Linked DNA regions of Homo sapiens: region 1 is linked to region 2. A link is a loop called in an ENCODE intact Hi-C map of the cell type or tissue named here. Cell type or tissue: gastrocnemius medialis. All regions are shown on one strand. Links, peaks and the distances in the headings refer to the core of each region. The heading gives the core; the rest is flanking DNA. Region 1 overlaps PLEKHA1 (pleckstrin homology domain containing A1). Region 2 overlaps HTRA1-AS1 (HTRA1 and ARMS2 antisense RNA 1).

Evidence for each region. Hi-C counts contacts between places; a loop is a spot of excess contacts. Peaks named below come from ENCODE experiments on the same cell type or tissue, not always from the same donor. Only the 100,000 strongest peaks of a DNase experiment are listed, where the experiment ranks them.
Region 1: it touches region 2 in a loop (2.6-fold over the local background); 1 of 110 quality-filtered maps calls a loop at or near these places.

What each region holds. Positions count from the first base shown.
Region 1 is chr10:122,385,142-122,402,204 of GRCh38, reverse strand. It overlaps PLEKHA1 (pleckstrin homology domain containing A1), which reads right to left. Exons shown (of 12, transcript NM_001001974.4): 2 at 8,864-9,024; 3 at 4,231-4,287; 4 at 1,817-1,862. The coding sequence starts at 9,004. Among named protein-coding and RNA genes, the nearest start is that of PLEKHA1, 19 kb to the right of the region's middle. In gastrocnemius medialis, for the core only: no CTCF peak of the experiment used is centred there; no DNase peak of the experiment used is centred there; H3K27ac peaks cover 815 bases.
Region 2 is chr10:122,434,687-122,451,749 of GRCh38, reverse strand. It overlaps HTRA1-AS1 (HTRA1 and ARMS2 antisense RNA 1), which reads left to right. Exons shown (of 3, transcript XR_946382.3): 3 at 811-3,691. It also overlaps a transcript of PLEKHA1 not described here. Among named protein-coding and RNA genes, the nearest start is that of ARMS2, 11 kb to the left of the region's middle. In gastrocnemius medialis, for the core only: no CTCF peak of the experiment used is centred there; no DNase peak of the experiment used is centred there.

The DNA of each region.
Region 1 (17,063 bases), core at 7,412-11,411, 50 kb after region 2:
TAACTATGAATGTCAAGTCTATTACTGTATGTTACTATTCCTGTAAGTTTGAGATTTTAGAAAAAAAAGGGTTGTCAAAAGTATGTGCATTATACATTCTAAAATACAAAGTTCTCAGTTATTTGACTTGCAATACCCATTCAATTACAAGGCTCTGAGGCATTTTCCTGTTTCGTAACCAAAATTATAATTAGTAATAAACATGTAACTTTTAAAAATAGCTTCATAGTGAGATAAAAGCATTTTAGAGGATTCCCTTGACAGCCACGTTTCATCTTGCTCATATCAAGATGCTATTCCTAACTACTGCCTAAAGAAATCTGCCCTTTTCAAGCAAAAGAGAGCAAAGAACTTCAATTCTACTCCCAAAAGTATCTCTCACTTTAATGTGAAAGTCTCTTTTGATGTTAGTTGACCACTCCAAATATTCGTTCCTTCAGTCACTCATGTCCACTAACATACTCTCTGAGAGGGTATCAATTCTCCTAGCTTCGACTACCACCCACTTTTCAACAGACTCCGAATTTCTCCATTCTTGACCCTAAAGCTCCATCCAGTCCTCGATTACTGTCAACAGAACATTTCCATTTGGAAGTTCCCCACCATTTCAACTCCATAGCAAACATTTTACCCTATGTAACCAGCTCTCCCTGATTTCTCATTTCTTTACTTGAAGCAAACTTCCCTGCTACCTCTCTCTTCCCTCCAATTCCCCCATATCCACCAAGCCCCTGCACTTTTCCTTCTTTTCACCCTTCCTCCTTCTCCTATTGCCACCACCCTAACTCAGGACCTTACATAAGTACAGTAGTTCAAAAGACACTTACCCAGTCTACCTATATCAAAACTTTCCTATGCATACAAAAAAACAAACAAACAAACAAAACCCTCCTTCACCTTATGTCTGCTTTCCAGATGCTCTCTTTTTCTTCTCCTTTGTTCAAAGTAATAAAACCTATTGCTCGTCAAAACACAGCACCCTGGCTTCTGCCTGCCTTTTTACTCTCTAGCCATTTATCATACCCTCTAGCTTCAGAGTGTTCAGCTCCAGAGACACCACGCTCTTCTCCCCACAAGCCTCTGCATGTAGTCCTCCTGCCTTTTCTCTGCAGTGGTAAAGGATATAAGCAGGAGGCTAGCTGGCCACCAACGTAAGCATCTCCTCCTCCAGTGAGGCTCCCCGACTCCTGAGCTCCCCAATAAAGATTTGAAGGTCATTCTTTGTGCTTTAATAGACTGCATATCCCTTTATCTACAGGTTGTGACAACTGCAATATTAATTGCCTGGTATTTTTTATTTATGAGCCAACCAGCCTTAAGGGCAGCAACTGTTTCTTATTCATCTTACAGCTCCAGTGCCAAGCACAGTGCCTGGCATATACTAAACATTTGCTGGGTAAGTTAATCCAATACCCTCAACTACTCCTACCCCAAACTGAGCATTTCTCACTACCCAAAAGCTAAAGACCAAATCCTTTTAATTATTTATATGTTTAATATAGAATAACATGACGTAGAAAGTTTAAAATTCCCTGAAATCTCACTGGAGGTGATCATTATAAATGCCAAAATAACAGTTACATATGGGTAGAAGGAGATGTTTGTAACTAGGACCGCACACAGGAAAGAGGCTTCAGGGTTAGGGGAGAGGGGGTGCAAAATGTTATTTCCTTATCTGTATAGCAGTTACAAGGGAATTCACTTTAGAATAATTCATTAAGCCCTAGGTTTTGTGTGGTTTTCTGCAACAGTTTTCTTTTACAATATGATACAATTATATCAGTCTATTTAAAATATATATAACATGGCTACTTACCAAAACAGAACTCCGCCTTTGGCCTTAGCTTAGTAGCATCGCTAACCTAAAAAGAAAAATAGAGACGGGTTCCTCACTTCTCCATATAATCCTAAAACCAACCTTATATACTATGTAAACTTCCACATGTATGATTCCCCAATAATCATACACATTTAGTAAACAGACTTAAAATTAAAGACAACTAAAAGAGGATGGCAAATTTAAATACATAGGATGCAGTTCCCAACTGTAAGAGGTAACAAATAATACTTCCATATTTTCTTTGAACAACTTGTTTTCTCTTCAAAGAAATGTCAGAGAGAAGCTGAAAGTAAACCATTAGGCTTTATGTCATACACACAAGTATTTTTAGTTTAAAATAATTTTCAAAATATCCTCAATGAATATTCTACAAGAACTATGCATTCTTCCCAAATAACATATTTCTAAATTAGCTATGATTTTTAAGCAAAAATGGGGCTGGGTAAAGAGGAGACTGTGTATTTAAAGTCCACAAATCTAGGCTGGGCACAGTGGCTCACGCCTGTAATCCCAGCACTTTGAGAGGCCAAGGCGGGCGGATCACGAGGTCAGGAGATCAAGACCATCCTGGCCAACACGGTGAAACCCCGTCTCTACTAAAAATACAAAAAAAAATTAGCTGGGCATGGTGGCGGGCGCCTGTAGTCCCAGCTACTCAGGAGGCTGAGGCAGGAGAATGGCGTGAACCCAGGGGACGGAGCTTGCAGTGAGCCGAGATCGCGCCACTGCACTCCAGCCTGGGAGACAGTGAGACTTCATCTCAAAAAATAAAAATAAAAATAAAAATAAAGTCCACAAATCCAGGCATTTAATTGAATTAATCTTAATCTTAATAATTAAGATTAAGACATTAATCTGCTATGAGGAGATCAAAATGGGACTGGATCCTCTCTTGTACAGGAGAATGCCCTAGGATAATGGGATCACTTTATTAAATGCAGCTCATGGTTCATTTTAGAAGATGAGGCAACTAGCTGCATTTGGTTGCTGCTATCCCTTTAAATCAAGTACCTCCCAGAAGCTCATTCACAACTATTGCCATGCTGTTGTCCAGTGATAGAACTTATAATTGTAGCATCCGTTTTGCACCTTCAAAAGGAATTCTAAGCCTGGGGTTCCTCATTGATCCCAACTACAAACTCACAGTTCTGAGTCACACAAAAGTTTGTTCCAGAAATAAATTTTTGGAACAATAAATTTTTTTTTGGAAAAAAAGTGGTACGTCCAAAGTAGAGTACAAACTGCACAATTTAAACTTCAGGAAGCAGGAGGACAAGATGAAAGTTACAGAACTGCACAGAAAAAAGGTTCTATTTTAAAAGAAGAGCAATGGAGGAGAGGAAAGCAGCTGGCCAGTTACCCCACCTACTTTACTGATTTCAAGAAAGAGCTTCCATACAATATTTGTCGTATGTAAATTTACATAGTATGATCTTAACAGAAAAATGTTTCCTTTTAAATGTGTAATCTTTATTGTCCAAGGGCTCTTTTCTTTTCTTTTTGGTCAATGAGAATGAATACCTCTACTGTAATACTAATATAAAGTATTTTATTTATATAACATCTATCTTCTAAACAGAGGCACATTTGTAAATTGGTCTTCTGTTGAAGTGATCTACCTTTGCCAACAGATCTCAGTATATGCATAACAGTACCCATATTATTTAATAATACTGTTGCTACCTTTTGCATCTCATATATAAGTAATCAACAAACTTTTATTACTTTTATGTAACACACATGCACACACACACACACACACACACACACAAACCCATAGGGTTAGCACCTCAGCATCACTTAGTTCCCTAAACATTAATAGAAGAAAATAAGAAAAAAATGTACCTGACAAACATAAAATCAAAATTTTAAAAAATAAAAAATAGTATTGCAAAATTACCAGAAAAACAAATAAGAAAACAGAAATGAAAAGAGACAAAGTGAAAAGAGGGGGAAAATCATCCTTTCAACATGAAAATGGTCCATATTTTCCTCAAAATAAAACATTAAGAAACAAAGTATCAAAGACAATGGGATTTAAAAGTTGAAAACAGTCTAAATAAACATAATACAGACTTAGAAAAATCTCCAGACTTTCTCAAGATAGAATTTGTTTCACTGATTTCTCCCTTTCTGATGTTCATATACCTGATCATAAAAGTTAATGTTAACTTTTGCAATTTGCCACATCCTGTAAGTTAAAATCATATTCTTCATAACTGTATCGATTTAAAGAATTTCCTAAACGTAGTAATCAGGTACCATTTCAGTATGATAGGAATCTGAACATCACTGTTAAAGGACATGGAAAGGAAACTGCTGCTTCTATTCATACTCTCATTCACAGGGATTTTAATTCACACGAGTATAAGACAATGTATAAAGACTACCTTTGAAATGTAGGTAAGCTTAATGGCTCCAACACGTGATGATCCAGAAGGTAGGTTCTAGAAACAAAGTATTAATATATACTTAATATCCAATATTATGAATTCATTTTATAATATAATGTTCCACATATACTTCTGAAAAGTTAAAAACTCAATTTTTTAATATCACATTTTACAAATGAACTTTTCTTCTGTTCAAATTTTTACTAGGTCTGAAATCAAGTCCATAGCTTGGATAACAAAACTGAATCCTACTCTGTTCCATTATCATGCATTCTATGACTAAAAGGCTATTTTTATCACTGGAGCTAAACTAATACTTTCTCATGAGCTTAAAAAGCCATGAACAAGATCAGATTTTGTTCCTGAAAGCAAGGGGGAAATATTTACAGGCAGAAAACAAATATAATTGTAAGATACTTAAAAAGACTATACATATTACTTTGTTCTATTAAAATTTCTTTATCAAGTATCTCTTGACAAAAATGGACTGCATTTCCCCCCATTTAAATGGTTTACTGTTTTTTATGCCATATTAATCTACATTGATACTTTTTTTTCCACAAAAAAATGTTTGCTTCTCTTTATCATATGCAGGGAATGTAGGCACTTTCACACACAGTATTTTCATTCTTCCCGTAAGTTTCAGATGTGGTTTGCATCAAAAGAGCTAAAGGTAAACATAGAGGGAGAATCATCTCTGGTTGAAGCTATCCAGAAAGACTGAAGTGATGAACAACATTTAGGCTGGAGGTTAAGGAAAATTTTGAAACACAAAAAGCAGGGGAGAATATTCCAAGCAGAGAAAATGGACAAACTATAGCAAACAATGGAAGATGCACAGCTCTGTACTAGAAAGAGAGAGGGGGGCTATGTGGGGCTGTAATGCAGTGTCCTGTAAGATTGTAGTACAAAATGGTGGTCTGAAAACTTGAACTGAGAACCTAATCATAGAGGACCTAAATAAAAAAGTAGCAAAGAATTTATATCGTAGAGAATTTGAGGCCAACGAAGAAGGCTTATGAGCAGATCTGGAATCAAAATTATGCTCTTTTTATAATATATCTTATAATAAACTGAAGGGATTATAGAAGAGGAAGATAGAGGTAGGAAAACCAGACAAAAGAATCTGGGGAAAACAAATCAAGAATATAAATTTCATTTCTATGATAGAAGACTGATAAAAGACTGATAGAAGATTTCAGAAGTAAAAATGAAAACATTAGTTTTAGTTGATTTTGAAAATTATTTCTGCTGGAGATAAGACAGGATCAACTTTTCAACTGACTTTATAATAACGTACTTAAAAATATAAAAATCTATTGGCTTGTTCTAATGAATGATTAGGAGGTAACTGGAAGCCTAGACATTTCAAAGACTTAAGAGTCCCAAACATGAACTGCTTATTGTTGACAGGGACAGATCTTTTAAAAACTTTCACACCTATATATTGTAAAACTCCATTAATTATGTTCTGCTTTAAACTATATACTACGTACAAGCTTCCAAATATAAATCATCAATAGTAAATATGCATATAAAATAAAATTATAATTCATTAATGTATAACATTAAAAAGCTATTTGTATTCTTATGTATAACGTTTTAGATTTATGGGTTTTTGGTTTTTAACTTTAAAGAAGGAAAAGAAATGTAAATATGTCTTCAAGAATCTCTAACTACCACCAAAGTGATTTTTTCAAAAACTGTTACCCTTCCATTTAAGGGTAATAATTTATTTCTTTTCAGTTTTTCATGAGCCTATTATTTTAACTGCTGAATAGAGCTCTAAGCCTTTGTGGAAGGAAGACAAATGAGAAACCAAAGCATGACATAAAGTGTCACAGTAATAGTAGTACACTATGGGGAAATTTAAGTAGCTGAGAGAAAAACAATATTCAAAATACGCAGTTTCTGTGGACTAGTATGATTACCATCAGGTTCGACTGGAAAAAAATGAGATTCAAAATTTGTTACTTGACAATGAACAAGAAATAACAAACTAATAGAACATTTAAGAAAAAAAGGGAAATAGGCCATTTGTTGATTATGAGTTCCTAAACTCATTTTGCCAAATACTTTTTCGAATATCTTCAAATGCACTCCCTCGTACAGCAACTTAATTATTTCATTCTCCATGATTACCAACCTCCTGGACAAAACACAGGAAGCCCCAAAGTGATCCCTAATAAACACTAGAAAGAATTTTTAAACCCATGGTTAGTGGTAAAGGAAGCAGTGGTCAGGGGAAGAAGTGGCTTCCTAATAATAGAGGAATCAAACTAATTTTCTTTCTTTACCAAGGTTATTATGATCAGTATAACCATGTTATTATACTTTGACATAAGCAACTAGATTGAACCATATGACATTGCCATTTTTTTAGTAATTCAAAATGGCTGTATATTAGCAATTTCATATGGTTCAATCTAATTGCTTATGTCAAGATGCAATAACACGGTTATACTGAACATAATAACCTTGATAAAGAAAGAAAATAATATAATAATCTTAGCAAGACATTTTACTAAAGTTTTCAAGAGTAGGTATGTCTTGATTATTACATTTAAAAGTGACACCAAGTTGGTACTAATGGCTAATACACTGGCTGGCAGAATCAAGATTTCCTAAGTTGGAAAGAAGATATAAAATTAATAAGAACAAACTAAAAAATATTTAAATTCTGTACTTAAAAAAAAAACTGGCACTGTGTCCAGAAAAGCCAATGCATTAATTCTAACATAGAGATCTGGATTTTAAAAGTTTATGTGGACAAGACCTAGCTGAGTGCTATAGCCAAAGTGATCTAGTCTCCAAACACGCCATAGGCTCTCTTGCTTTGATCTCTGCCCACACTGTTCTTTGAGCACTGGAATACTCAACTTTTCCATCTCTTAGCCAATATTATATCCAAACTTCTAAGTCAATTTCAAATGTTACCACTTCCATGAAGACTTCAACTCCTTCTACTAGCTGTGTAACTTTCCTCTGAATTCCAAGTTCAAGTTTTATTCAGGGTAATAAATATATTCTATTTTGTACTTAACTCCTTTTAGCTCTGCTAAATGGGTAGTACTGATAAAGGAAGAATGACAAGAAGAATCTATTATGTAGGAACACAGAAAAATAATCAAGGAGCTTCAAGTAAAATTCAGGAGAAACCATACATATGTCAACCAGACCTTGTGAAGAGAGAGAAAAATCAGGGAGAGAAAATAGGCAGAACTGTGCAATGGCTCATATGGGTGAGGAGAGGTCCCTTACAACTCAAATTCTACATAAATAAACATACACACATTAGTATCTACTATAGACACATATATATCTTGTCTAATCTAAAATCAGTATATAGTGAAGAATACTAGACTACTTATCAGCAGACCTAGTTCCTGCTCTGTGAAACAGAACAGAACCTTGTATAAGTCTCTGCTCTTCCCTAGACCTTCCATTCCTCACCCACACGAGAAGCCTACTGGACAAAAATCAGCTTAGAAGTCTGCTAGAGATTCATCCCTTGCTTTGCACATACTTCCTTGCAACATACAACCCCATTTTTAACTTCTACACCAATTTTTATTTGAAGATAAAAAGTTCCAAAAGGCCGGGCGCGGTGGCTCATGCCTGTAATCTCAGCACTTTGGGAGGCTGAGGCTGGAGGATCACCTGACATCAGGAGTTCAACACCAGCCTGGCCAAGACGGAAAAACCCTGTCTCTACTAAAAATACAAAAAATTAGCCAGGTGTGGTGGCACACCCCTGTAGTCCCAGCTACTCGGGAGGCTGAGGCATGAGAATCACTTGAACCCAGGAGGCAGAGGCTGCAGTGAGTCAAAATCATACCGCTGCATTCCAGCCTGGGTGATAAGAGACTCCATCTCAAAAAAAAAAAAAAAAAAAAAAAAAAGTAGAGAAAGTTGAAAGTTTAAAACTACTTCACAGATGATATCTAATCTCAGGCCTCTTAAGGCTGGGATTCCAATTTTTTAAATTGTAGCATTTACCCCTGTGTTTTGCAAGGCAACAATAAAATCAAACTGCATTTCAGTTCATGGATGGCATTACAATGACTGACTCAAATCTGACACTACAAAATAAAAGGACTACATATGTGCAAGAGTATCATGTGGTTAAGTCATTTATTTATTTAAAAATAATAGTCTCTATCCTAGATGCAGCATCTTAAACCTAAATTTAATCTCACTAAAGGGACCCTGGTATTAAGCCTCCTTAATGCAAGAAAATCATCTATCCCTGGTCTTTATTTTAGCTGTTGTTTGAAATACATGTTACAAAAAAAGTATTTCTTATTTTTGGGACAGCTTCAATTGTTATTTTTTTCTGTGACTCAAGTTCTAATTTTCTAAAACCTAATTTGCCACCAGAGAGAGTATTTCTCTCTCGAGGGAAAAATATATACAGAAGCATTAATTTTTATCAAATAAACTTAGTTTCACCTTCTGAAATTCAAACAAAACAGTAGAGGTCAGGGGTGCAGGGCAGAGAGGACAGCCAGTAGAAATAAATCTAAAAATATACTGCTTAAGAAGACAAATCTAAAGCCTGTATAGTATGTTAAATACTTAAATACAACTTTCTGTGCTTTTAAAAGATAATCCTTGGGATTTTACAAACCTGTGGATTATCCATGTACCACACGAAACTATCTTCTCTGGTATCCAGTATGAAGTACCTTCGAAGAAATTTCCCACTGTTTTCATTTTCTTCAATGTCTAGAAAACCACAAATGCGATTCTGACGATCCACATAAGGCATTTCTGAGCTTGAACATTACACTGTAAAATAAAAATATTAACAGTAAGCTCCCTATGAAACAGGAAAGTATTTCTCATGGACTGCAAATCTGTTCAATGAGGGGGCAACTTGCCAACATTAGGTAAGGTCAATTAAAATGAACACACACCAACATCTGAGGCATTGACAAAAATCACTTTTGAAATTCAGTTTGTGAAGAGTGGTTACTAAATGTAACTATTTATTCACTGTGATGGGGACAACAGAGAGCTACTCACCTCAGCTGAATAATTTACTTACTTTTTCCCTAAAAAAACCCCAGGTGAGCCAAAAAAAATAGTTATCCAAATTTTAATTTCCTCACAAATCAAGATAATCTATCCTTTAGATTATTTTAGAATATTTTTAAATTCACAAAACAACAAAAGTTAAAATTTAGTGACCACTTGCTACATGCTAGGCTCTGTACAAGGTTCTTTTCCATATGTTAACTCTTTTAATCTTCTAAACAATCCTAGGAGTAGGCATAATCATCCCCAGCAGATAAGGAACTTAATACACAGGGGAAGTGATTTTCCAAAATTCCAAAACTAGTAGGCCAAGAGTCAAAGCCTGAATCCAGATTACCGCACTCTAGATCTCCTATCTTATGCTCTACACCATCCTCTCTAAAAAACCCTTGAATTGTTAAAACTAAAGTGAATCAAAATAAACTAGTTAATGTACTGGAAAGAGAGATAAGCAGGTATGATGTGCCTCCTGATGGAAGACACAAACATCACCTATCATGTGAACATAAAGCAACAAGAAAAAATGTTTTTTAGATCCCCTCTATATCCAAATACCAACCTACAGGAGATGCAGAACACAGAGGAACATGCTAAACTGCACCAAAGGAATTCAATCAGCAAGAGCCAGACTATAAGAAACAAAGGAAAAAAAAAAGTTTCTTTAGCAAGTAAATTATTACAAGAAAAAAAAGAAAAAGAGAGACATTATAGATTAAAATAGACTTAAAAGGTGTATCATATTCTGGTCCTAAAGTACTGCAACTTTTATTGTACTGATTAAAGTTAAAAAACCATTAGGTGCCAAGAACTGTTTCTCTAGAGACTACAGACATGTGATTCCTTCTTGATGTGATGCTTAGCCCAAATCTGCACCAGACAGCTGTTACTATTCTGGTACTTCTATAGCTGGCACCATCACATCTTTTGGCAGGATGAATTTACATAACTATTTATTTAGAGGCTCAAGGTAAATTTAACTTACAGTGAAAATTCAATTACAATGCACACTGATATACTATGTATCTGCATCACTATTCCATATGCAGTCAGAGAAATGATAAAATACACCAAAAAGTTTTAAATAAAACCATCCAATAAGTTTGTGTGTTGTTGCTGTTATTGTTCTTATAAATCTGATACTTTAAAGGAAATAATTTCTTTAATAAATTTACCATGTTTGTAAAAAAAAAAAAGTTTACAATGTAATCAAAGCTTGAAAAATCAATACTCTATACTACCATATACCACAGGTAAAAGCTATCAACTTGCCATGAGAATAGACATAGATCAGTGGAAAAGAATTAAGAGCACAGAAATAAACCTATACATCTATAGTCAACTGATTTCAACCTATACATCTATAGTCAACTGATTTCAACAAGGGTGCTAATACCATTCAATGTGGGGGAAAAAAGCCTCTTCAACAACTGGTGCTGGTACAACTGGATATCCACATAGAATGAAGCTGGACCCCCTACCTCACACCATTTATAAAAATTAACTCAAAATGGATTAACAATTTAAGAGCTAAAACCAGAAAACTTTCAGAAGAAAATATAGGGTAAATCTTACTTTGGAATTGGCAATGAATTCTTAGATATAATACCAAAAGCATGAGCAACAACAAAAATTATATTGGACTTCATCAAATTTTAAAACTTTTTTTGCATCAAACAACTTCAAGAAAGTCAAAAGAAAATCTATAGAAGGAAAGAAAATATTTGCAAACTATATATCTGACAAGGATCTAGTATCCAGAATACATAAGTAACTTTCAGAACTCAAAAACTTTAGTCCAAGTTTAAAATGGGCAAATGACTTGAAGAGACATTTATCCAAAGAAGATAAACAAATGGTCAACGAGAACTTTGATACTCAATATCATCAGTCATTAGGGAAATCCAAATAAAAACCACAATGAGATAAAACTTCACCCCCACTAGGATGGCTATAATTAAAAGAGAGGAAAATAACAAGTGTTGGCAAGGACATGGAGAAACTGGAACCCTCCTACGTTGCTGGTGGGAATGTAAAATGGTACAACAGCTGTGTAAAACAATTTGGCAGCTCTTCAAGAGTTAAACATAGAATTACCATATGATCCAGCCATTCTACTCCTAGGTACACACACACCTCGTTTTACTGTGCTTCATTTTATTGCACTTCACAGATATTGGAGTTTTTACAAATTGAAGGTTTGTGGCAACCCTGCAGCCTCAAACTACTGGGCTCAAGAAATCCTCCTGTCTCAGCCTCCCAAATAGGTGGGAGAACTACATGCATGTACCACCATGCCCAGCTAACTTTTTTATTTTTTGTAAAGACAGGATCTCACTATGCTGCCCAGGCTAGTCTTGAGCTCCTGGCCTCAAGCAATCCTCTTGCCTCGGCCTCTCAAAGTGCTGGGATTACAGGCATGAGCCACCATGCCCAGCCAAGTGTCTCGCTTTAAACCAAAAGCCAGAAATGTCTAAGCTTAGTAAGTGAAGCATGTCAAAAGCTGAGACAGACCAAAAATGAGGTTTCTTGCACCAAACAGCCAAGTTATGAATGCAAAGGTAAAGTTCCTGAAGGAAATTAAAAGTGCTACTTCAGTGAACACAAGAATGGTAAGTGAAACAGCTTTATTGCTGATATGAAGAAAGCTTTACTGGTCTCGACAGAACATCAAATTAGCTACAGTATTCCCCTTAAGTCAAAGCCTAACCTAAAGAAAGGCTTTCTTCAGTTATTTGAAGGCTGAGAGAGGTGAGAAGCTACAGGAAGAAAGCTGGAAGCCAGCAGAGGTTGTTGGTTCATGACTTTTAAAGAAAGAAGCCATCTCTATAACATAAAAGTGCAAGGTGAAGCAGCAAGTGCTGATATAGAAGCTTCCACAAGTTATCCAGGAAGATCTAGCTGACATCAAGGAGGTGGGTACAGTAAAGAGATTTTGAATGTATGTGAAAGTCTTCTATTGGAAGATGCCATCTAGGACTTTCACAGTTCTAGAGAAGTCAATGCCTGATTCAAAGCTTCAAAGGACAAGCTGACTCTTGTTAGGGGCTAATGTAGCTGCTGACTTTAAGTTGAAGTCACTGCTCACTTACCATTCCGAAAAAAATCCTAGAGCCCTCAAGAATTATGCAAAGTCTACTCTGCCTGTACTCTAAAAATGGAATAACAAAATCTGGATGACAGCACACCTGTTTACAGCATGTTTTACTGAAAAAAAAATTTTTTTTTTGAGATGGAGTCTTGCTGTCACCCAGGCTAGAGTGGTGGCGCAATCTTGGCTCACTGCAACCTCCACCTCCCAGGTTCAAGCAATTCTCCTGCCTCAGCCTGCCTCAGCCTCCCAAGTAACTGGGATTACAGGCACATGCCATCATGCCTGACTAATTTTTGTATTTTTAGTAGAAACAGGGTTTCACCACATTGGCCGGGCTGCTCTCAAACTCCTGACCTCAGGTGATCCGCTTGCCTTGGCCTCCCAAAGTGTTGGAATTACAGGTGTTAGCCACCACGCCCAGCCACTGAATATTTTAAGCCCACTATTGAGACTTACTCCTCAGAAGATTCCTTTCCAAATATCACTGCTCACTGACAATGCACGTGGTCACCCAAGAGCTCTGATGAAAATGTGCAAGGTGATTATGTTGTTTCCACACCTGTTAACACAACATCCATTCTGCAGCTCATGCATCAAAGAGTAATTTCAACTTTCAAGAAACACATTTTGTGATATTGAAATATATATTTGTGATTTGAAATATAGCTGCCATAGACAGTGATTCCTCTGATAGATCTGGGCAAAGTAAATTGAAAATTTTCTGGAGAGGATTCATCATTCTAGATGCTGTTCAGAACATTCATGATTCACAAGAGGAGGTCCAAATATCAACATTAACAAGGTTTTGAAAGAAGTTGATTCCAACTCTCGTGGATGACTTGGGAGGGTTCAAGACTTCAGTGGAGGAAGTAACTACAAATATGGCAGAAACAGCAAAAGGACTAGAATTAGAAGGGCCTGAAAATGTGACTAAATTACTATAATCTCATGCTAAAACTTGAACAGATGAGAAGTTGCTTCTATGGATGAGCAAACAAAAGTGGTTTCTTGAAATGCCACAGCCACCCCTACCTTCAGCAACCACTATCCTAATCAGTCAGCAGCCACCAACATTGAGTTAAAACTCTCCACTAGCAAAAAATTACAACTCATTTGAAGAGGCTGAGATGACTGTTAGCATTTTTAAGCAATAAAATATTTTTAAATTATAGTATATACATTTTTTACATATAATGCTATAGCATACTTAATAGGTTACAGTATAGTGTAAACATAGTTTTTATATGTACTGGGAAACCAAAAAATTAGTGTGATTCATTCTATTGCAACATTTATCTTATTGCCATGGACTGAAACTGAACCCACGTATCTCTGAGATTCAGATATTCAGAATTGAACACAGGTAGTCAAATAAACCCTTGTATATGAAATGTTCATAGCAGCACTACTCACAAATAGCCAAAAGGTGGAAACAACCCCAACAAATGAATGAAATGTGGTATATGCATACAATGGAATATTTTTCAGACATAAAAAGGAATGAAGTACTGATACATGCTACTACCTAGATAAACCTCAGAAACATGCTAAATGAAAAAAGCCACCAACAAAAAGGTACATGTTGTATGATTCTATTTATATGAAAGATCCTAAATAGATAAATCCAGAGCAACAAGGAATAGATTGGTGGTTGCCAGAGGCTGAAGAGAGTGGGAAATGCAGAAGAGCTGCTTAACAGGTGATGAAAATGTTTTGACAGTAGATATAGGTGATAGTTGCACAACACTGACACTGTGAAAGTATGAAATGTCATTGGGTTGTACGCACTAAAATGGGTAATCTCATGCTAATTTCACCTCGACTAAAAAAATAAAAGGATGCTGTAACGTTACTTACCAGGCAGTTTCTACAATGACTGGCCCCATACATTTATCTTACTTCTTAGTTTGAAAGAGTAGAGCAAATAAATTATCTACTTGAAAAAACTCAATGTCTTAGAATGCTCACTCTAGAAGTCAGCTGTCATGTAGGAAATCTGACTGCCTTCAGACTGCCCCGTTGTGTGAAAGCCAACTAGTCCCATGAAGAAGCTGTGCGGAGAGAGGTGACCAGCCCACACCCAGCTGTCCCAGTCATTCTAGCAGAGTGAGTGAAGAGGCTATCTTGACCATCCAGCCCAGTCAAGCCTTCAGATGACTCTCATTCCAGCTGCCATCTGACTGCAACTACAAGAGAGAGACCCCCAAGATGGAGCTGCCCAAATGAGCTCCTTCAACCCAGAGAACAGTGAAAAATAATGAACTGTTCTTTTATGCTACAGAAAAGCCCTCAGGTATATACCATATAAATACAATATACAGAGCATTCAAGGAATTTTATAAACAAATATATGTCAGAATTTTCATTGGTTTTTAGTGCTATAGATGAAATTATCACCTGAATAGCTATTTGAAAATTAAAATACACTTTTAAATAAAATATGGGTAAAAGAAGAAATCAAAAGGGAAATCAGAAAACATTCTTAACTAAATGAAAAATTTTAAAAGTCAAAATTTGTAGTATGCAGCTAAAGGTGATTTTGAAAGAAAATTTATAGTCTTAAGATATTTTTATTAGAAAAGGTCTAATATGAATGGCATAAACTCCACCCTAAAAAGCTAGAAAAAGGTAAAGTAAACCCAAAATAGAAAGGGAATAATAAATATCAGAAAAGAAACTAATAAAATTGAAAACAAACAATACAAATTAAAACCAAAAGCTGTTTCTTGAAAAGATCAAATTGATAAATCTATAGCTATGTGAACCAAGTGAAAGAGAGAAAGCAAATCACCAATATTAGGAAGTACACACTACACACCCTATAGACATTAAGTGGGTAATAAGAATTCATGCAAACAAATTTGACAATTTAGAAGTAAACAAATTCTTTGAAAAAACACAACTTTGAAAAAACTGACACAAGACAAAAAAGAAAATCTGAAGTACCTATTTCTACTAAAGCAAATGAATTCACTACTAAAACCCCAAAAAGAAAAGTCAAAGCCTAGAAATAGTTCATATGTGAATTCTACCAATCCCTTAAGGAAAAAAATAACACCGGTCTTTTAAAAATTCTTCTAGTAAACAGGAAGAGAGAACAGTTAATTTTCAACCAAGGTGCCAAGGCAATTTTGTAGAGAAAGGACAGTCTTTTCAACAAACAAGACTGGAATAATCGACTGTCTATGAGGAAAAAAACTAACTCAAATGGATCACTGACTCAATGTAAAATGTCAAAGCTTCCAGAACAAAATATAGGACAAAGTCTTCAGGACCTTAGGGGTAGACAAATATTTCTTAGATAAGACACAAAAAGCCTGAACCATATAATAGTTGATATATCTGAAACGTAATCAAACTTTAAAATTGCTCTTCAAAAGACACCATAAAGAAATGAAAAGACAAGCCATAAAAATGAAGAAAATATTCAATATATATGTATCCAGACAGCAAATGATACCCTAGAACAGGCAGGTAATTATTACAATTCAATAATAAGACAACCAAATACGAAAATGGTAAAAAAAAAAAACTTGGAACACACAAGCTGACTAAGAACATATAAAAATAGTAAATAAGCACACGAATAGATGCCTACTATAATTAGTCAGGAAAGTGAATGCAAATAAAAACCACAAGATACTATAACATACCTACTAAAATGTCTAAAACAAACAAAAAAAACCCTGACAACACTAAATGCTGTCAAAGATGTGAAATAAACGAACTATCATATATTGCTGGTGGAAATGCAAAATGACATAGCAACTTTGGAAAACAGTTTGGCAGTTTTTACAGTTAAACAGATCCTTAGCGAACAACCCGGCAATCCCACTCCTAGGTATTTATCCAAATGAATTGAAGGCTTATGTTCACACCAAATATTGGATACAAATGTTTATAGCAGTATTAGTCATAACTGGCAAAAAAACACGAACAACCCAAATGTCCTTCAACTGGTGTACGAATAAACAAAATGTGGTGCATCCAATACAATAAAATATTACTTGGCAAAATAAAGGAACAAACTATTGATACATGCGCAACTAATAAATGTCAAATGTATTTTGGTATGTGAAAGAAGCCAGACCAAAAAGGATATGGGACATAGAACAAATCAGTAGAGATGGAATACTGCTCTACCGTAAAAAGGAACTACTGACAGATGCAACAACATGAATAAATCTCAAAATCGTAATATTAAGTACAAAAAAGGCCAGAAATAGGCTGGGCACAGTGGCTCACGCCTATAATCCCAACACTTTGGGAGGCCAAAGCAGGCAGATCACCTGAGGTTGGGAGTTCAAGACCAGCCTGACCAACACGGAGAAGCCCCGTCTCTACTAAAAATTCAAAATTAGCCGGGCATGGTGGTGCATGCTCTAATCCCAGCTACTCAGGAGGCTGAGGCAGGAGAATTGCTTGAACCCGGGAGGCGGAGGTTGCAGTGGGCCTAGATCACGCCACTGCACTCCAGCCTGAGCAGCAAGAGCGAAACTCCGCCTCAAAAAAAAAAAAAAAAAAAAAAAGCCAGACACAAAAGGATACAGCCTTTGATAATAATTCTGCTTCCTAACATTTCAACTAGTGGTTTTAGTGTTATTTATTTATAGAAATAATTATATTTCTATAAAATTCTGAAAACTGCAAACCAATCTATAGGGATGGAATGCAGATCAGTAGTTGCTTGGAGCTGAGG
Region 2 (17,063 bases), core at 7,083-11,082:
GCAGATCACTTGAGGTCAGGAGTTCGAGACCAGCCTGGCCAACATGGTGACACCCCATCTCTACCAAAAATACAAAAATTAGCCGGGCGTGGTGGCACACACCTGTAATCCAAGCTACTCGAGAGGCTGAGGCAGGAGAATCACTTGAACCAGGGAGGCAGAGGTTGCAGTGAGCCAAAATCACACCATTGCACTCCAGCCTGGGCGACTCCATCTCAAAGAAAAAAAAAAAATTGACTGTGCTGTTGATGGTTGTCCATATCCATGAATATACTAAAAACCACTGAAATGTATACTTTAAATGGGTAGATTGTATTTTATTTGAATTGTATCGCAATAAAGCTATTTTTAAAAACTCAGGGGGAGGGGGCAGGGACTGAGCATCCCTAGCGTCTCTAATTTGAAGAGCTCCCAGGGACTCCAATGAGCAGCAGGGCTGAGAACCACACACAGGTAATTTCTGTGTACTGACACTATCTGGATCCACGTTTAAGCCACCCAGTTGGTCTAGAGCCAGAGTAATGTCCTTAGAGATGTGAAATTCAGCAGCACCAGGTATTTTATTTGTCTAACTCATAACCCTTATTTAATCAGCCAGTCTGTGTCGGGTGGGCCACCACATTGTCTTCCTCAGTCAGGTTGGGAGTTGCCTGGCACAGGAGCCTGCCTTGCCCACTATGCCCAGACAGCGCCCGCCACGTAGCAGGCGCTAGTCTCATGTTGCTTGTATTAAACAGATGCTTGCAGCAGAAGGTATAGCACTGAAGTAATGCATTTTTATCTTAACTTTCATTTACTTTCTTCCCGTAGAATTGATTCCATTCTTGATGTGACTTTCAGCTGTCAGCTGTCTGCACTCCCAGACGGGGTGATGGCCTGGCACCAACGGAGCATTACCCTGATGAATCATGGTCGAGGTACTTTTCCACTGGGCCAGCCGCCACAGCCCCTTCTCCATCCTTCGGAGAGCTCTGTCACCTCGCCTTGTAGCACTTGTGTCTCTCCCACTGGCCTCCACTTCTTGTGGGCACTTTCTGGATGCCCAGGCCTAATCCAGCGCTGGCACTCAGTTAATTCTCTCTTCCTTTAAAGGGAACAATTACCACCTTGAGGAAGGAGGCCTGAAAGCTAAGTCTTTGCTATTGCATCCGCCTTCTTCTCACGAAGACCTGCAGCTTGAAAGGAGGGGAGGGAGAAATAGCCCTAAGCTCCAGGAAGACCAAGCCCAGCCTCTGTGATGATTCCGAGGAAATTCAGGAAATCCTTGCTAATGGCCAAACTTCCCGGGTTTGAGATGCAAAAGGAAATCAGATCGCAGGGTAATGCTTTTACACTAAGCAAGAAATTGCAGGATATAAAGCTGTGCAGACCATTGCCTCTGATTAAGAAAGCGATTCTGAGATTCCAGCCTGGAAGGAACCGGGCCCCAGTGTTAACTGTGGTTAATTCTGGGTGGAGGGGTGATGGGTGATAATTTCTCCTTTTTCTTTTCTGTACTAACCATTAATACTGGGGGGATGGGCAGTTAAAAATCAAAGGAAGAAAACATAAAGAAAGCCAAATCCTTTTCCATCTGTAGCCATTCAAGCTACTGCCTGGACACGCTCTCCTTGAAGCTGGGGCTCCTCTCTCAGCCCCACCTAACATGGCCCACCTCCTTCCTGGGGTCACTCCGTGTTCCTCAAGCACTTCAAACTCATCCTCTCCTGCCTCTGAGCTGAGCATATGGGCCTCTCCCCTTCCTTTAAAAGCTCCATCCGTGACTGCCTTCTGGGGGTCAGCCACATAGCTGAGTGAGGACCACATGCTTCACACCAAATGATACAAGAAGCTTGTTCCAAATCTATGTGGGTTTTTTGACATTTTAGAGAGCAGATGCTTTCCCATGCTTTCTAATTCCCTATTACATCTATACATCTCTTTTAAAAGATCCTGCAAGTCCTTTTAGTGTCTGGACACAGGTTATTCCCTCCCTTTCTTTTTTCCCAATTTCACCTGCCCCAGTCCTCCTGGTCAGTGCTTCTGTTTCCTGCACAAGGAAACAGCCTTGCAAACATGGTGAACCCTGAAAGCATGCTGGAAATGAAAGAAGCCAGGTACAAAAGACAACATACTATATGATTTCATTCACAAGAAATGTGTGTAACAGAAAAATTTACAGAGACAGAAAATAAATTCCTAGTTGCTTAGGGCTGGGAGAGTGGGGTGAGGCCTCTCTACAGAGATGGCAATGCCCAGGATTCAATCTGAAGATGTTGTTTAGATATCACAGCATAGTCGGACAATAGTGAGGACAGTCTGGCATTGGCGTACAGATGAACAAATAGATTTGTGCAATAGAAGAAGCCAAACCAGATTCCAGCCTACCTCCAGTCACCTGATTTAACAAAGTCAAAGTCACAAATCAATAGGGAGAGGATGGTCTTTTCAGTAAATGATACCGTATCAATTGACTCGTCATATACAGAACAAAATGAACTTTGGTCCCATACACACACAAGTCATAAAAGTTCACTCAAAGTGAATGATAGACCTACATTTGAAAACAAAAGCAATGCAGGATCCAGGAGAAAGGGTCCAGGCAGGAGAATATTTTTATGACCTTGGACTAAGCAAGAGATTCATAAACAGGACACAAAACCACTAACCACCAAAAAAAAGGACTGATAAACATGACAATTAAAATGAAGAATTTATGTTTATCAAAAACAAAAAGGGGAACCATCGACTGGGAGAACATAGTTACAACACTTGTATCCAACTGAGAATTTATATTCAGGTTAGAAGACTCAAAAACAAAAAGGCAAGCAATCCACTAAGAACAAATTCTGGGCAGAAGACTTCACAAAAGATCTGCAAATGACCAATGACATCAGGTAAACATGGATTGAAACAACAAGAAGACACACCCACAAGATCCGTGACAATTTTGAAAATGAAACCCTGAGGCAGGCAGAATTCTAAGGTCATGTCCCAGATTCCCCCTCTTGGTGTCCGAGCCCTGCACAGTCCACTTGAGTAGGGGCCAGACCTGTGGATATGATGGATGTCTCTTCTGTGATCAGGTTACATCATATGCCAAAGATGGAGGGATTTTGTGATTAAGTCTCTAATCAGTTTACCTTCAAGTTCATCAAAAGCGAGAGTGGCCTAGGTTGGCCTGGCTTACTCAGGTGAGGCCTTTAAAAGAGAGCTCAAGCCTGCCCTGAGCTTGGAGAGATTTTCCTGCTAGCCTTGAAGAAACAAACAGCTGTGAGTTCTGCAGCTTCACAGAAATGAATTTGGCCGACAATCATGTGAGCTCCATTAGAAATGCACCCTAAGCTCTCTCAACCTCTCCCATCCCCCACAGCACCTATTTACTGATTATCTGTACATGATAGCAGGGCAGGAACTAGACTCTCAGCCCCCTGAGGACAGACCTTGTCTGTCAGTGCATTTCACTGTCTGTCCCAGCACCTTGCACAGAGCCTGGCACATATCAAGAACACGGCACATTTTTATTGAGACAGACTCCTCAAAGCTGGAATCTAAAACCAATGGCACCTAATCTCAGCCAAAAAGGTTAATGTGACACCTGTGCTTTTATTACCCATTTCTGCAGATGGAAGGGTTGGTTGTTTGTGGCTATCTCAAGTGAAATGCAGAATTAGTGAATAAAATTTTCATCTGAATTTAAAGAAAATCTTAATAAGATTTTGTTATTGCAATTTTGTTGGTACCACTATGGAGTAACTTACATTATTCAAATCATCATTGCCTTCCCTATAGAAGAATTATATTAGGTTAAGCCAAATACAGTTGAGATATTCAATCACTTTTGACTTCATAAAATGCCAATCTCATATGGTTCAACCTAATTCTTCCCTGCCCCTTTGATGTCCAACTTGATCATGCTATTTTCTCTGGCCAATAAAATGTGATCTTTAGTGGCACGTGTCACTTCTTAACAAAGTCTTAGTGATTGCATGTTGGCCAGCATGCCTTTTCTCTCTGCCATGACCACCAGAAATTTTCCAGATAGAGGTTTTTCAACTTGCTTGGGTCTCAGAGTGAAATGACAAAGAGCAGAGCCATAGCCAATCCATCTGGACATACAGCACAACTGAGCAATACACCTGCGTGGTTATAAGCCTCTGAGATTTTCATTACTGTGGCATAACCCAGCATGTTGTATCAATACATTCTCTTTTACTTTGCCTTGCAATAGAGGTACATTGTGTGTGTCTGCCTCACTTATATCCCAGAGTCCAGCAAAATTTCTTGTCCATAAGAAGCCCTTGAAAAATATTGATTGAATTTAATTAAGTGCTTTTTTTCTGCTTGGAAAAGAACTGGCTGAACACAACCAAAGACATTTTGTGGCATTTATTAATGCCTGTTCTACTTTTAAGCCTAAGGACAAGAACCACCCGTGAGCCAAGCTGTATTATGTCAGCAAAACTCCCAGAACAATTAAGCCTCCTTTAAAGCTGGCAGGGAGCTGTTTCCAGAATCAGCATGAAATCCAGTACTCAGCATGCCTCTGCTAGCTCCTCCTCTGGGGGCCCTCCTGTCACTCTGAGCAAGGCAGTAGGAAGTGGGAGGTGAGTTAGGACCAGATCATGTTAGGCCTTCACAGACCAGGAGATATAAAGCAGTGATAACCTATCAGTGGAAACTGTCAGAGGTTTTCATGCAGGGGAGTGACCACCTGATATTTTAAATGTTGTGACAGCTTACTGGCTAGAGAATAGATTAGAGAGAGACAGGAGTAGAAACAGGGATGGAATAGAAATTTTCTCAGAAATCATGAATTACCAATTTTGACAAAAGAAAAAGTCTTAAGTAAACCAGTATCTATGGTGAAAAAGAAATATTTGTAAAAACAAACAAACAAAAATCACCTCTGGAAAAATTCTTGAGGCTAAATAGTTTCATGGTTGAATTCTTTGAAACTTCACATAAACAGATTTTACATTCTTTCAACTGATATTGACCATGGGGAAAAAATGAAAAACTTCCCAATTCATTTGTAAAGCAAGCACATCGCAATACTAAAACTTGTCAAAAATTGGGAAGAAGGTAAAAGGATCATTTATTGCAGATGATACCATTGTATTACTGAAAACACAAGAGAATCAACTAAAAAAAAATGAATAATATGGTGACCAGTATAAAAAGTTAATTTATACAAGCATTAGTTTCCCTATAGACCAGCAATAAATAGCTAAAAAGTAATAGAAAAAAATTATATAGAACCAAAAATATAACTAGAAAAATTAATTATAATGAAAATATAAATAAATATTAACATTTTAAAAAATTAAACAGAACTACCTAGGAATTTACTAAACAAGAAAAATACAGGAGTTATATGAATACAATTACTGAAGGATTTAAATAAAGACTTGGCTAAATGGAATGACATACCGTAATATTCCTAGATGGGAAAAACATTATGTAACTGGAATTTTCCAACTCCTTCATCTGTAGATACAGAAATCTCACCAGCTCACAGGCCCCTCCTACATGACAGCAGGACCTTGGCCCTACCTTACAGTTTCCTGGGTTATTTCTGACAGTCCCCAGAGTATTCCACATCACACAAGTGCAGGAATCCTCTGCCCTTCCTTTGCAGTGATTCAAGTCAGCTGTTGGCATACCCTCTAGGGGCAAGCTCACAGTGCCTCCAGTGCCAGTGGTTCATGGGAGAGGGGAGGGCCTCCTCCCCAGGGTACTGCTGGACTCCCTCCTCCCATGTCCCCAATTCAGAAAACACTTGAAGTGGTGGTGTGCTGGCAGTTCTCTAGGAAAAAAAAAAAAGTTTATTATAAATTTTACTGACATAAGGGATATGTAGCATATGATTCACAAATCATAATAAATAGTCTCTAAAGCCAGTGTGTGCCATGATTTTCTACAGCCTGCCATAGAAAAATGGTTTTTATATTTTTGAATGACTGAAAAAAATCAAAAGAATAGTATTGCATGACACATGAAAATTATATGAAGTTTAAACTTCAGTATCCACAAATAAAGTTAGTACAAAAACCCAGGCTCACTCATGCATTTAGGTATTTTCTATGCTTTTGCTCTGTAAGAGCAGAATTAGTCATTGTGACAGAGACTGTGTGGCCTACAAAGCCTGAAACGCTGTCTGGCCCTTTACATAAAAATTTGCCATCCCCTCCTCTAGACAATCAGGAAAACAATCAATCAAGTCCTAATTTGTAGCATTTGCCAACTTTCATGGTGTAAATACTCCCACTGTGCCAGTGTCAAGTCTGCCATCACTGAATGTGGAATTAGGAAGGATGTACAGTAGCATATCATTACCTAGTATTTCCACCATATAGACAACAACAGATGTAAATAAGCATAGATTGTAGTAAGGTGTAGTGAAATGACTAACAAATGATGAATTTTGAATATTCATTACCTTTGTTCCTCACATAACTCATTTAATTGTAAGTTTATACGTTTAATTTTTAATAATGGTTCTGTTTAACAACCAGCTTGGAAAATTCTTGGAAATTTAACAGTTGGGTCTCAGGAGCCAGCCCCTGCACAGCACTGATTTGGAGTGACCAATGGCATGTCAGGGGTGGCAGCCCTTGTGGCTCTTGTCTGTACCAGGTGCCACAGAAATGGGGACAGTGCTCTTCTCTGTGCCCCATTCTGCCACCATTGTCCTGAAGAACAGGACTTCTTGTCTTCCCTATCTTCAAAATGCAGATTTTATTCACAGCCTTCTCTATCTTCAGAGCACCAATCCAATCTTCCTCTCCTTCCTTGTACACAGCCTCCTCAAGGCAAATCTCCTTCCTCCAAAGACAAACAGTTACCTGGAAAATCCGTAGGTGGGAGAATCATCTGTCCACAGTCACCAAACACAGCTAGTGCCACAGTCTGACTGTTGGTGTCCTCCCAAAATGCATATGGAACCTGATGCCCAATGTGATAGCGTTTGGGAAGGGGGGTACCTTTTGGGGAGTTATTGTCGTGAGGGCTCTACCTTCATAAATGCGATTACTGCCCATATAAAAGAGGCTCAAGCGAGCTCCTTCACCCCTTCTGCCATGTGAGGACACAGCAACAATGAGCCGTCTATGAAGCAGAGAGCAACCCTCACCAGACACCAAGTCTGCTGACACCTTGATCTTGGACTTCTCAGCCTCCAGAAATGTAAGAAATAGATTTCTGTTGTTTATAAATCACCCAGTCTATGGTATTTTTGTACAGCACCCCAAATGGACTAAGACAGCTAGACTCTGAGTTTCATCTCAGGTTTACAGGAACAAGCATCCTGACAATATTAAAAACTTAATGTAATTCCAAGTTTTTAAAAGTAGAATTTTTTGGAACTTCAAAATAAGCAGTTGGAAGTTCAAGAATACTGAGAATAGAAAAACATTTCTATCAGATATTAAAATATGTTATAAATAATAATTACTAATATATAATACTATAGAGAAATATTCACATTAGTGCTATAAAAAGTTGAGAAATGGACTCCTGTGTAAGTAATCAGTGCCTGATATAAGTAATATTCCAAATCAATGGGAGAAATAGATTTTAAAAACAAATAGCATAGAGAAAACTGGCTGAATTTCAGGTATGAGGTAGAAAAGTATATTAGATCTCTATGCTATTTGCCAAAATTATTCCACATGTATTTAACTTTTAGAAGTAAAAAATTAAAATACATGTATTGAAAGGTATTATAAGTATATATATAAAACCTTTGTGTGGTAAATTATTAAGTGTGACAACAAAGGCTAAATCCAAAAAGAAATTTAAAATAACCATATTTAAAATAAGAGACAAATGATGAACGAGAATATTTCAATACAGGACAAAGATAAGTAAATACAGAAAAAAGATTAATAGTTTATATATAAAGGATTCTTAGAAATAAATAAGAAAACTTCAAACAGCAATGAAAAGCTTGTGATAAAAACAGGCAATTCACAAAAAGGATAAATAGAAATGTTAACATTTAAAAAAACCTTATAGTTTTCAAATAAATATAAAAATCATAATATATCATTTTTCTTTAATCAGATTGCCAAAAATTAAAAGTATGGACAAAACCCAGTACTGTCAAGGATGTGCGGAAATGGGCACTTTTTTTTTTTTTTGAGACGCAGTTTCGCTCTTGTTGCCCAGGCTGGAGTGCAATGGTATGATCTCGGCTCACTGCAACCTCCGCCTCCCGGGTTCAAGCGATTCTCCTGCCTCAGCCTCCCAAGTAGCTAGGATTACAGGAATGTGCCACCACATCCGGCCAATTTTGTATTTTTAGTAGAGATGGGGTTTCTCCATGTTGGTGAGACTGATCTCGAACTCCCAACCTCAGGTGATCTCTCCACCTCAGCCTCCCAAAGTGCTGGGATTACAGGCGTAAGCCACCATGCCCGGCCTGCACTGTTATGCACTACTGATGGGAGCATAAATTTGTACATCCTTCCTATGTCATTTGACCATGGTAGGAAGTGCATATACCTTTGAGAGCAACAAACCCATGCCTGGGAGTGTATTACTAGTGGAGAAAAGACATGGCCTGCAGTATTGTTAAAATAGTGAATGGCCGGGCGTGGTGGCTCACGCCTGTAATCCCAGCACTTTGGGAGGCCAAGGCGGGCAGATCATGAAGTCAGGAGATCCAGACCAACCTGGCTAACACGGTGAAACCCCGTCTCTACTGAAAAAAAAATACAAAAACTTAGCTGAGCGTGGTGGCAGGCACCGTAGTCCCAGGTACTCGGGAGGCTGAAGCAGGAGAATGGCATGAACCCGGGAGGTGGAGCTGGCAGTGAGCCAAGATGGCACCACTGCACTCCAGCCTGGGCGACGGAGCAAGACTCCGTCTCAAAAAAAAAAAAAAAAAAAAAGTGAAGAAGTAGAAACAATCAAAATGTCCAGTAAAGGAATGGTTAAAGTTTTTTTCTGTATAAATACACAAGGGAAGACCAAAGTTTAAGCCTTTATAAATAGTGGTGTCCATATATTTATTGATAAGTGAGGGTGTCTGTAACATACTGCTACATGGAAAACAGGCTACAAAACAACATGTATGGCATGGTCCCAAATATGTCAACTTGCCAATGTCTATGTGTAAATAAGCACAAAGAGCCATCCAGAACAAAGTCGAGTCATGAGAAGTCTGGTGATTTTTGCTTTTATTGTTTTGTGTGGGGTGTATATGACATTTGGCTTGTTTACAGAGGCTACAGATTTTTACACACACAAAAATAAAGCTATTTACGTACACATTTAGTAAAAGACTTGGAAGTATAATCACTGAAATGTCAACACAGGTCATTTCTTGGAGAAATTACAAATCATTTTTATTTTTTTTCTTTTTGCTTACATGGATGTTCTACAATAGGGTGTTCACTTTAAAATCAGAAAAAAAAACATTAAGGCTATTCTTTTTTTAAACAAAACAAAGATTCTTGTCTTGAGGAAGGCTTAGGCTCACAAAAGAAAAAAAAAGTAAAGACTCTAGTACAGTTAACAGCGATGGTGGCTCTGTGTCCACGGCAGCATAGAGAACAAAGAAAGGAATGGTCAGTATCAGCAGTGGAAGCCAGGGAGGCTCCGTGTCACATGGAAAAGTGAGTCATGGAAGGTAATGAGGAGCTCACGAAATGGACAGACAGGGAAGCTATGGGTGTTTGAGTCAGAAGGAAATCATCTCCACGGAATTACACTCGAAGGGTTGTCCTTGCTTCTAAGGGTGAATATGGAAGACCACCTAAAAATTTTTCTACAAAAACTGTGAAGGACATTGGTCCCCACGTTACTCAGTGTCCCCTGTAGCACAATCCACATCATAAAAGATTCCAAACATTTAATACCTGGACGGTTCTCTAGCTCTAAAAGGTGATATGGTTAGTTGCATCAAACAACAAAGGCTATTCTAGAACTCAACGTTTTCCTTTTCAGTTGCCAGAAAGCTCAGAGTTTAGTTGGTGTTTATATGTGGTAACCACCTTTCTTTGATTCCTGATGAAATTCTGTCTATATGGAAGACCATCAAATAAAAAAATATTTTTATTCCAACCTGTGTTTCATGTTCAGTTGGTCAGAGCCGGTTCATGCACGCAGCCTCTTTCAGTGGGTTCTTTATCTGAACCACAGAACACAGGCAGTGATTTAGGTAACTGTTTTCTCAGCTCTAAGGATACTATGTAACAAAGGCCATCCTGGTCGCATAGGAGAGAAGTTAATTCCTTACATGTAATGGATAATGGATATCTTAGGGCAGAGGATCTCAAACTTTTTTTTTTTTTGAGACAGGGTCTCACTCTGTTGCCCAGGCTGGAGTGCAGTGACACTCAGGGCTCACTGCAGCCTTGATCTCCCAGGCTCAAGCGATCCTCTCACCTCAGCACGCAATGCAAGTCGCTGGGACTACAGACACACACCACCATGCCTAATTCTTTTTGAATTTTAGTAGAGACGATGTCTCACTATGTTACCTAGGCTCATCTCGAACTCCTGAACTCAAGCAATCTTCTCGCCTCGGCTTCCCAAAGTGCTGCGATTATAGGTGTGAGCAACCATGCCCAGCCGATCTCAAACTTTAATGGATGTCAGAATCACCTGTAGGCCTTGTTAAAACAGATTGCCTGCCCTAATCCCAGAAAATCTGATTCAGTAGGACTGGGATGGGAGCAATAATTTGCACTTCTAGCAAGTTCTCAGTAATGTTGACATTGTTGGTCTCAGGGACCACACTTTGAGAACCACTGCCTTAGGGGATTAGGATTTCTCTCACAGCAGACTTAAGAGGGGCCCATGAGGTAATTGTTAGCACCTAAAATTAAACGTAAAACCAAACATACATTAAGTATGAAAGGGGCCCAGGACCAGCTGCTGAAACCACTGCACTGGTGCAGTGCTTATACAGTGGCCATTACTACTAGAATTCGTTTGCATTTTGCTTGTCTTATTTATGTCCCCTTTGGGCCAATCTAATCAACAAAGAGCTGGATTTGGACTGTTTTCATTTTCTAATCTCTTCCAAATTTTGAAGTCTTTGGCTTTTAAAAGGGACTACAGTGAAAGGAGAAAAGCTATTTACTAGGCCAAAGTTTAAGAGCAAAGCTTAAAGTGAATTCTGTTCCAATGAACTGTACTGAACGTTGGCATGGGAAGGGAGAAGGGAATCCAGTGTTTTGGGGTCACCAAGGCTTGTGTGATGGGAAAGATGAGAAAGCAATTCCAACACTTCAAGGAGAAAGTGGCATTTTGGTGAGAATTGAAGGTGTGGAATTAACAGGCAACAATTATTAGGAAAGTGGCGTTCCAGGCAGAAGAAACAGCACAAATAATAGCAGGAAGGTGGGAAACAGGGAGATGGAAAGGTTCAGTTGAACTGGAGTGCCAGATATACACAGAAGCACTGTGTGAGAAGGTGGACATGGAAGGGCAATGAACGTAGGATAAGTTCAAATGCTATTCACTAGGACAGTGTTTCTCAAATGGGGAACCTAGACATGTTCTCCAGGAACCACATGTTCTTTACAAGAAATTATACTTTTTACATTGAATTTTGATAATTTTTTAAAGACTCCTAAATTTAATTTGGATGGCCTCCTGTTACCTGAGTACTACCACTTTAATCTGGTGGTATGTTTGTGATCACATTGCTTCCAGGTAAAAATCAGAAGATAGCACAACTTGTCATATAAGCAATCTTCACAGCATTGGATATTTTGAGTTGAAGAACAAAGTGGGATCTGCAGTAATGCATTTCTCCTTAAATAAGTTCTGTATATTGTGCTCAGCTCCATGCAAATACATTTAAAAACTTAGATAAAATGTATAATTTTCTATGGATATAATTGATCAAAACTGACCCCAGAAAAGATAGAAAGCCTAAGCATATCAATTCTCATAGAGGAAATGAGGAGGTTGTCAATGGCACACCCTCAAAAGAGCACCAGGTTGAGAGGATTTCCTAGCGGAAGTCCACTAACTCTTTAAGGAGTATAGAATACCAACTTTTTTTTTTTGAGATGGAGTTTCACTCTTGTCACCCAGGCTGGAGTGTAGTGGCACCATCTCAGCTTACTGCAACCTCTGCCTCCCGGGTTCAAGCAATTCTCCTGCCTCAGCCTCCCACGTAGCTGGGATTACAGGCACCTGCCACCATGCCTGGCTAATTTTTTGTATTTTTAGTAGAGACAGGGTTTCGCCATGTTGAGCAGGCTAGTCTCGAACTCCTGACCTCAGGTGATCCAGCCTGAGAAATGCCTTGGCCTCCCAAAATGCTAGGATTACAGGCGTGAGCCACTGTGCCCAGCCTAGAATACCAATTCTTTTGAAGCTGTTCTGTAACAGCTTAAAATTTAAAAAAAAAAAAAAACCTTTCAAGTATTTTCTATGAAGCTAGTAAAACACCACAAAACCTACAAAGACTAGAGCTACACAAAAGAAAAATGCAGACCAGTATCATTTATATTTATGCAAAAATCCCTAATAGCAAACAAAATCTAGCAGATTTTTAAAATAACATATCTTGACCAAATGGGATTTATTCCAGAAATGTAATGATGGTTAAATATTGAGAACTGGATTAACAGCTTTCACCAAATTAAAGAGGGATAAAAATATTATTTCCAGACATATTGAAGATATTTAACAAAATTCAATCACCATTCTTAAGAAAAAAACTCAACAAAATATGAATAGTTGGATACTTCTTTAACCTGATAAAATATTTCTCAGCCCAAAAGCCAGCAGCATGGGGAACCACTAGAGCAAGCTTGTCCAACCCACAGCCCACGGGCCGCATGTGGCCCAGGACGGCTTTGAATGCGGCCCAACACAGATTTGTAAACTTTCTTAAAAACATTATGAGATTTTTTTGCGATTTTTTTTTTTTTAGCTCATCAGCTATCATTAATGTTAGTGTATTTCATGTATGACCCAAGACAATTCTTCTTCTTCCACTGGGGCCCAGGGAAGCCAAAAGATTGGACATGCCTGCACTAGAGGCTTTTCCACTGAAGTCAGGAGCGTGACAAAAATGACTACAGTTATCAGTTATTGAACACTGTCATTCATGCACACAGAGCTCAGTGGGTTTTCAGTGCTGCTCAGAATATCCTAAATGTCCCTAGTCCATTCCTTCTCCCCAATCCTAGACATCTATTCTCTCATGCCTTTCACACCTTTCCCCACCTTACTTGCAGTTGCGAATTTTGTTTCCTAGTTTACTGAGACTAAGGCAGAGACTTTCAGAGACTTACCCCTCCACGTCTACCCACTTAACCAGTGGCTGCACCACATACTGTGCCTTCCTACCCCAGATAAACACCTGTGCATTTGAAGAAGTCAAGCCAACTTGTGCCCTAGCTTCCATCTCATCTCACCTCCTCAAGGACTTGTTCCAACAATTCTGTACTCTTCTACATCATCAATCTTTCTTTTCCTACTGGGTCATTTCATCAACAAATAAGCCACCATCTTTTGTTATTGTTTTCTGTTTGTTTTTTGAGACAGTGACTCACTCTATCACCCAGGCTAGAGTGCAGTGGCACAATCACAGCTCACTGTGGCCTCAACCTCCCCAGGCTCAGGTGATCCTCCCGCCTCAGCCTCCCAAGTAGCTGGGACTACAGATGCACGCCACCACACCCTGCTAATTTTTGTATTTTTTGTAGAAATGGGATTTTGCCATGTTGCCCAGGATGGTCTTGAACTCCTAGATTCAAGCTATTCTCCCACCTAGACCTCCAAAACTGGGATTACAGGCGTGAACCACCGTGTCTGGCCAAGCCACTGTCTTAAGAAGAAAAGACTACTTTTGCTACTAGCAACCGTCACCTTTCTCCAGTCCTCTTGCAGCAAAATGCCTCAAAAAGAGTTCTATTTGTCCCCACCACTCCATCAGAACAGGCCCTGGCAAGATCACCAATGACATCTGTACTGTCCACGTTGCCAAACACAAAGGGCATTTCTCAGGCTGCCTCTTAACTTGACCTGCGAGCAGAATTTGAAACATCCGATCTCCTCCTCACTTCATTTTCTTCACTTGGCTTCTAAGACACAACGTACTCTTGATATCCTGTTGATGTGGTGGTCACACCTTCTCATTCATCATGGCTACTTCCTCCTCTTCTTCCAAAGCTCTTAATATTGGAGCGCCCCAGGGCTCATTCCATGGTTCTCTTTTCTTCTTTCATCTTCATTCTCTCTAAAGATGATCTCATCCAGTTTCAAAGCCTTCAATAGCACCGAATACTTTGAAGACTCCCACATTTTTATTTCCAATAATGATTTCTCTCAATTCCAAATTTGCATATCCAACTGCCTGCCTGCCATTTCTACTTGGATGTCTGACATGTCAACCCTAACACTCAATACTGCAACCAATACTGCAATCATGATCTTTTCCATCAAACCTGCTCTACCTGCAATCTTTGCTACCTCAGTTCATGGCTTCTAGTTGTTCGGGCTGAAAACCTTGTCATTACCCTTAATTCTTCACTTCCTTTCACTTGCCATATCTGATTCATCGGAAAATCTTCCACCTTCAAACTAGACAGGCAAAAAGCAAATGGGAAGAAAAAATGGCATGAGTGACAATACGAACCAAGACCGTGAGCATGACGTATGTAGAAGTCAAAAAGAAACAGACGCCATTGGGACCAAAGGCCCTATTTGGAAATAATAATAAATGTTTCCACAGGGAATAGGTTACATTCATAACATGAAGATAAGGTACCAAAGACAGGCAAAAAAAAAAAAAAAAAAAAGGCTGATGTAAGTTCCTGACCATGGAAAGTTCTCCACAGCCCCTCCTTTCCTCCCCACTAAAGAAAACGTGCATTAGAGGTATACATACCACAGTTCGGGAGGGAAAGAGGCAATGGAGCCTTAAGAGAACAATGTAAACTTTCTCCATCACTTAGGACCCCTGAATCAACATTTAGAAATTTATAAAGTCACATGGCTTTTACTTAGAAGTACCTTTTTCTCTCATGGGACCCCCCAAAGGCCCTCTCCATCACAACACTTATCTTACCCACACCATCACCCATGGGCCATCTCAGTCTCTGATGCGTAGTTTTCCATGCTAGATTTTATCACATATTACTTTATATTTTCTTTCGGCAGATTCCTCGTGGACATCTTTGTCGTCTTCTTAGGTCTCCTGTGTGCTGCATGTCGTACACTGAAGACACCAATTGACCCAACTCCATCAGGTCAAAGCTTCTCCACATGGAAAAAACCTGTTAGCCTATACCAAGTGATTATCTTTATAACCAGGCCCTATAGCTGTTTCCAAAGCAAGAATCCAGCATCTTAAAGCTATTTCAATCTGTTACTTACTATTTATTCTGGTAACCTTATTTATCAAATGTCAGGGCTTGAAATCTTTCAGGGAAGTTGTAATTTGATACGTACCTATGATTGATTCTCAAATGTTAAATTTAAAGGTATGTATAAATAATATGTCATTTGAAATAGTATGGTTCTAGAAATGTTGAAAACAGACTGAATTCAACTCATTTAGTAATCTGGAAGTACTATTTTAAAAGAGAAGTTTTCAAGACTTCTACTGAGACAGTAGAAGTAGTGTGTTAAGAGCCCAAACTTTGGTATCAGAAAGATACATTTCAAGCCTAATCTGACTCTGGACAAGTGGCTAAGTCTGCTTCCAAACCTGCAGAATAGGAGATGGATGTGACTATAAAAAGAACAACAAAGAGGGGCCTTTGTGATGATGGAACTGTTCTGCATCTTGACTGTATCAGTGTCAGTATCTTGGTTATAATATTGTATTAGTTTTTCAAGATGCTGTTGGGGGGAAACTGAGTAAAGGGTACACAATATCTTTTTCTTTTCTTTTTTTTTTTTTGAGATGGTGTCTCATTATTCTGCCCAGGCTGATCTCAAACCCCTAAGCTCAAGTGTTCCAATTGCCTCAGCTTCCTGAATAGCTGGGACTACAGGCGTGTGGGTCTACATTATTTCTTACAGAAACAGAAATTGACAGGTAGGACATAATTAAAAAACCAAAACTTCATTTTCTAAACCCAGGTAAGTTCTTGGAAATAATTAAAGCTCTTTCCAAATAGGACCAAATACTAAATATTCCCCATTTTGAAAGTTTGGAAAGTTTTATTTCTTACAACTATATGTGAACCTACAATCATCTCTAAATAAAAAATTTATAATTTGTAAATGTTAGTTTGAATTTTATATTAATTTCAAAACTATCCTAGGCAATCACATATCTTATCTAATTTTCTACGATGGAGGCAATAAACAGACTCCAAATTTCCAAATTTTAAATTTAGCAATGATATAACCAGAAGGTGGCGCTATTACCACATGAATATACCACAGTAAGGCACTATTAAATGTATCAAAAAATACAGATTTCATCAATCAAAACTGTAAATGCTAGCCTCAATTCAGCCATATTTTCAACATGTGTCTTACTTGAGGTTTAAAACATACAATTTAATCATTTAAAAAATAGATAACATACACAAATCCTATATGGACTAAACTTCTGAACACTGAGATCTGGTATTAAGCTGTCATATCTTTGCATTTTTGATACAAATATTTCTTGCCTCACCAACTGTTAACAGAACTTTTGATAAAGGTACAAGCACCACTTACAGAAAATTCCTGAACTGCAACTAGAAGTGAAAGAAAAGCTAAGAAAGGGATTTCCTTTTTGTTAAAGCAAAAATGTTTACAGCTTTCCCTTCTTATTTTGGGTTTAGGATAAAAACATTAAAAATACTTTTCCCAAATGTCCAACAATGATCGACTGGATTAAGAAAATGTGGCACATATACACCATGGAATACTATGCAGCCATAAAAAATGATGAGTTCATGTCCTTTGTAGGGACATGGATGAAATTGGAAATCATCATTCTCAGTAAACTATCGCAAGGACAAAAAACCAAACACCGCATGTTCTCACTCATAGATGGGAATTGAACAATGAGAACACATGGACACAGGAAGGGGAACATCACACTCTGGGGACTGTTGGGGGGTGGGGGGAGGGGGGAGGGATAGCATTAGGAGATATACCTA